Linked DNA regions of Mus musculus: region 2 is linked to region 1. A link is a loop called in an ENCODE intact Hi-C map of the cell type or tissue named here. Cell type or tissue: left cerebral cortex. All regions are shown on one strand. Links, peaks and the distances in the headings refer to the core of each region. The heading gives the core; the rest is flanking DNA. Region 1 has its middle 53 kb from the start of Gm30365. Region 2 has its middle 96 kb from the start of Lacc1.

Region 1 (2,919 bases), core at 185-2,684:
CCTATCTTAATCAAGGTTCAATTTTGATGTCATTAAGATTTATTTAGTGAGTAAGAGCTGCCATTGAGTTCTGCATATTGCAGACTCAAGATAGTAAGGACCTTCCCAGGAACCAAAGGGCAGAGTCAAAGGACACACACACACACACACACACACACACACACACACACACACACACATAGTCACAAGGAAGAAGTAGTGTTGCCCCGTGCTGTGGGATGGAGGCAATATTAATCAGCCGCTACACAGAGTGGTAGCAGGAAGCTGGGCTCAATGACATTCCTCGGGCTCAGAGAAGGGTAAATCTAAGGAACACCCCAGTACTATAGATGACACTCAGCTATAATATTCTCATCTAACCCTGTGACAGGTACATCATTAAGGTTTAATGCAATCATGTCTTGGCAGCAAATAGGACTCTTATTTCCCAGGTGTACCGAATGGAATTGAGACCATTTATTAAGTGATACAATCAGCTCCTTGTGTCTTGGTATGATCTAATGAGGAGCATTTATCCATTACAAAAAGCATTACTGTTTCAAAGCTATTCACCTGAAGGTTTCTCAGCGTATCACCCAGCCAAGGGTACAAAGGAGACCTGAGATCAGCTGTGGCTTCGTTTATCTAGCTCGGTGGTACATGATGAAGGATATTATTCTTCTGGTGGGGGACTTTTAGGTAGCACGTGCAGATGGTATTGAAACGTCAAGCTGAAAGCTAATGAGAAGTAGGAGCATATTGTGAGGGGGCCTGAGACAGGAAACCAACCTGGATCTAACCCGTGGCTCTACCTCTTAAAACTATCATTGGCAGAGTCTCTGGGCATCCCCTTCCTCCCATGTAAAGGGAGGATGAAATATTTATCTCTTAGATATTGTCTGAGTTCTCTCATGAGCTACTACAGAGAGTGTGTTTTTCAGTTTTACAAATATACAATGTACTTGCATTTTATTTTTATATTTTTCACAGTATTATGTTAATAAGTTAAAAACGCAAAGGTTACTACAAAGTCGCCAATGAAGCTAAAACACTTAGCAGTTTCCTTACCCGTTTTTCTTCCTCCCAGGCAACCATTTTCAATTTTTGTTGTTTATTTTGTCTTTTATCTTACTTTTCGTAATTTGCCTGTATGATTTCTGTGCAACATTTTAATTGCTTTTCTATTTTAATTTCTGTGGCTAAACACCAAGTGACTCGGGAAAGTAAAGATTTGCTGACTTGTTAGTTACAGACATTTAGTTTAGTTGCTTGGGTGTGTGCTTGAGTTTAGCATCCCAGCAAGGGGAGAATGTGGCAGAGACCACTCTTCACTTTGGGCCCGGCAAGGGACAAGTGGGGATTTCCACAGGAAGGGAGGGGGGGAGAGAGAGACAGAGAGAGACAGAGAGAGACAGAGAGAGAGAGACAGAGACAGAGAGACAGAGACAGAGAGACAGAGACAGAGACAGAGAGACAGAGACAGAGTCAAAGACAGACAGAGGAGTGTGTCAGGTTGTCCAGATGTTCCCAGTCTAGCCTACTTTTGGGGGTGCAAAGGACTCATGAAGTGCTCTCTGGAAGGCTACGCTAACGACTGGATCCAGCAGGCGTCTCAGGGGTCACATACACAGAAGTACTTTCATCATGGGAGGACCAGGCTGCTTCCCAGCTATCGTGACTGCTATTTTGAGGCTGAAAAATCTGGTTTGTCCAAGGGAGGGATACTAAAAGTATTCTTGCTTTCTCTCCGATTCAGCTCAGCCATTTTATATCACAGTAAAAAAGGAAAAAAAAATCTTGATTTTGAGTTGAGAAATGTATTGTCTGACTTGCCAGAATTTCTGCTGGCGTTTTTTTGTACAAGGGTGGGTGGGTGGCTCCATTATAATTTAGCTGCAACTGTGTTTTTAAAAACTCTTTCTTTTAAGTCATCTCAATTATTTGATTCATTTCAATTTGAAAAAAAAATTAGTTTTATGACAGATTACAAGAGCCGTGTTTTGGCCAGCACCGTTTACAATTCATGATTATTTTTGTTAAGGCAGTTTTTAGAAAGCTTGTTTCTATCAATTCTCGGGCTGACGTGTTATTCTTTGACTGCCATACCAATTTTCTGCTTTATTTTCAACATCTCCGGGTTATTTTGGTCTATTGCGCTAAAGTATAATAAACCCTACATCAGATTTTATAAGCTGTGTTCTGCCCTTCCAAGCAAGTTAAGTCAATCCCCTGTTTCACAGCAAGCAAGAACCTTAGAAAATGTTTCTTTGTCATTCCCACAGCAAGGCACACATTTCATATCTGTGGCTTTCAGGGTCCGAGGCAATCTGGAATCAAGACAAACAGGAGGTTGCTGCTTTCAGTCCTGCCGCCAGGACTAAACACTGTGTTTTGGAAGAAAGAAAGTCAATAAGGTGATTTTCTTCTTGCCACTGACTCAAATCTTCTCAAATACTCACAGTGTGACCCTATTTGGGAAACATGGTCTTTGTAGATGTAGTTAGTGGGGCATATCTGGCTAGCATATGGCTACCTCAGGTGACTGCTCTCCCACAAGAAAAAAGACCAGGATGCAGAGAGAAAGGCATATGAGAAGAGGAAGAGACTAAAGTAATGGAGACCCAGAGAAAGCCAGAGCCACCATAACCAGGAAGAAAGGGGGAATTTTTTAAATTAGGTATTTTCTTCATTTACATTTCAAATGCTATCCCAAAAGTCTCCCATACCCTCCCCCTCCCACTTCCCTACCCATCCACTCCCACTTCTTGGCCCTGGTGTAGCCCTGTACTGAGGTATATAAAATTTGCAATACCAGGGGGTCTCTCTTCCCAATGATGGCCGACTAGGCCATCTTCTGCTACATATGTAGTTAGAGACACGAGCTCCGGGGGCACTGGTTAGTTCATATTGTTGTTCCACCTATAGGGTTGCAGACCCCTT
Region 2 (2,919 bases), core at 287-2,786, 49 kb after region 1:
AGAAACCAAATAACCCAATTAAAAAGGGGGAGGGGGTTACAAAGCTAAACAGAGAATTCACAACAGAAGAAACTCGAATGGCTGAGAAGCAACTTAAAGAAATGTTCAAAGTCCTTAGTCATCAGAGAAATGCAAATCAAAACAACCCTGAGATGCCACCTCACACAAAGCAGAATGGCTAGGGTCAAAAACTCAAGTGACAGCACATGCTGGCGAGGATGTGGAGAAAGAAGAATACTTCTCCATTTCGGTGGGCTCAGGTTCTTGCTTACCCAAGCAGTATTGGGTATGGGTTACATCTCGTAGAGTAGGCCTGAAGTCAAATCAGATATTGGTTGGTTGCTCCTGCAAGCTCTGTGCCACCCCTGTCTTGTGCTTCAGCTGTCCTTCAGCAATCCCTGGGGCCCGCTGTAGTAAGATTGTCAGGCTCTAGTGGGAACATATTGTCCTGACTGGCGGTGACTGTGGTTTTATACCAGCATGTAGGCACATGGATTTGGGATGATTGTAATTCTAGGTTCTGATATCTATCTGGTCTTGTCTTTGTTGGGTGGGTGTTTTCTTTTTTGTTTCTGTAATCAGACTTTTGTCTACTTTGTGGGTTCTTCTTTCTTCCACCCTTCTCCACCCCCTTTACACCCTTTCAACCCTCTGACACTAGATAATAGAGAGAAAAGGATTAAAGAAAAAAAAAAAAAGCTGGGCAAGGTGGCACACACCTTTAATCCCAGCACTAGGAAGGCAGAGGCAGGCAGATTTCTGAGTTCGAGGCCAGCCTGGTCTACAGAGTGAGTTCCAGGACAGCCAGGGGAAACCCTGTCTCAAAAAACCAAAAAAAAAAAAAAAAAAAAAAAAAAAGGATAGAGGGGAAAAGTGGCAAAATTATCATTAGATTATTTCCTGCTGATTAGGAGAGTCAGATTTTTTTAGTCAAGTTTGATCTTCTTTGCTATTAGGGTATCTAATTTCTCCTAGTTTCTTCTTTGCGCACAACTGTTTAAGAAGCCACAACCAACGGCAACCAACCAGCAACTAACCAACAGACCACCACCAACAACCCAACAATAGCAACAGTACCTCTCAGGGTCCTAGTGTTTATATATCTTCTGAAAAGTCTCCAGCATCCCAAACATCACACAATTGCAGAAACTCTCTGCTGCTGGCAAAAATTACGTCTCTGCCGGAAGATAAGGCAAATCAGCCAGCTACTGTGGAGAGTCCTACACAGTCCCACATCCCACACCTGGCATCACAGTGAAAACATATTCTTATACTAGGTCTGTGTTTTTCAAAGAAACCAAACTTCTCACTCTAGGTTTCTGTGGCCCTCTGTGTTTCTTAGTCGGGTGTGGTGGCTGTGTGTTGCCTGGTAAGGAATGCTTCTGGGGTCTTCTCTTCCTCAACCATGCACAAAAGTGCTAGGGGTTTTACATCCTTGCCTGTGTTTGGTGCTAGCATTTTCTTTTTTTAGTTTTGACCATTCTTGTGCCTGTGGAATGGCACCTCAGTGTGATTTAAACTTGAATTTGATTTAATTCGAAAATTGATGCCGAGTACCATCTAAACTTCATTGCCGCTACCTACTTGATTTTGTCAGTATTTGAGGGAAGAAAATTTGGTTTTCTGGCAGCTTTTTTTTTTTTCGGATCAGCTCAGAGTCCTGGAATTGGATTTCTAAGAATAAGGTTGTTAGACTATTTCCTGTCTCCTTGCCATCCTCTCACTCTGTTTCCTCAGCCAAAATTAAATTTGGAAGTGAGTTCTTTAGGGCTTCAGGGAGTCCATTGCTTTTTGCTAGCTCTGTAGAAAAGTATGACTTAAGTACTGTGGGACAGCTTCTCTTTGCTACCATAGGAATAAAGGGCTTCTATATCCCTTCTGAATTGTAGCTACAAGGGAACCTGTTTCCTTTCCTCCTTCCTACCCTTTGAATTAATTGAAAACAAAACAAAATATTAGGGGAAAAAAAGGAATATGTTGACATCCAACTTTTCTTCAAAGTCAGTCAGTTATCTTGAATCCCTGGGGCTGCATCATGTATACAGGGCATAATCCTCTATAAGCTTATGTGCAGGGTTAGTGGGAGCTAAGCAGGATGGCTTCTTTATTCTGGGGACATTCTGACTTCAATTCAGTCCCTTCCATGCCTACTACCCAGTTCAAGTAACTAAGTTCTTGGACTTCTGGATACCTGCCATCAGATTTGTCCATGAGTTCTGAGAGTCCCACAACAGGGTTCAGGGGTAGGGGGTGGTTAGTAATTTTACCAAGATGCCACAAACTGTACAATTTATGCCTTTTAAGGGTACAGTTCAATGCACTTATATATATTTATAGATTATATGTGACCATTAAGAAATCAGTAATCTCTTTCCCTTGGGCTAGCATCTTTTATTCCTTATTCTTCCAGTCCTAAGCAGCCACATACCTACTTTCTGTCTATGACTTGATTTACTCTGGACATTGCCTATGTGTGACGTATACCATGTGCTCTGTTGTAACTAGCTCCTCCCACTTAACCTGATGGTTTCAAGGTTCACACACTATCCTTATATAGTGATGTACAACACTTTGTTGACCTTTTGTTACTGGGCTCTGCCTCTGGACTCTACTCGGCTGCTGGTCCTTAGTATCACTGTCCAGAAGTTTCTAACAGTCTCACAGGACATAACAGACAAGACTTCTTACAAACTAAGCAGGTCACTGTCCAAGGTGAGAGCTGGTGATGGCCAATGGGACCATTGGGGGAAGAAAATATTGTCACTGGGAGAGTGGACATTGGCCAGAAAGACCATGGAGTCCACCTAAATTCTTAAGCAAGACTTAGACTATTTCTACAGTCCCTAGAACAGATGGCTTCCCTGGAGGTCTTTTCCTTTCCAGGCGATTGACAGGTTTATTCTTTTGAATGCTAATTAT

Evidence for each region. Peaks named below come from ENCODE experiments on the same cell type or tissue, not always from the same donor. Only the 100,000 strongest peaks of a DNase experiment are listed, where the experiment ranks them.
Region 2: it touches region 1 in a loop (2.2-fold over the local background); 9 of 42 quality-filtered maps call a loop at or near these places.

What each region holds. Positions count from the first base shown.
Region 1 is chr14:76,889,774-76,892,692 of GRCm38, forward strand. No RefSeq gene overlaps it. Among named protein-coding and RNA genes, the nearest start is that of Gm30365, 53 kb to the left of the region's middle. In left cerebral cortex, for the core only: no CTCF peak of the experiment used is centred there; DNase peaks (open chromatin) are centred at 1,718 and 2,047; H3K27ac peaks cover 777 bases.
Region 2 is chr14:76,938,973-76,941,891 of GRCm38, forward strand. No RefSeq gene overlaps it. Among named protein-coding and RNA genes, the nearest start is that of Lacc1, 96 kb to the right of the region's middle. In left cerebral cortex, for the core only: no CTCF peak of the experiment used is centred there; DNase peaks (open chromatin) are centred at 1,231, 1,699 and 2,122.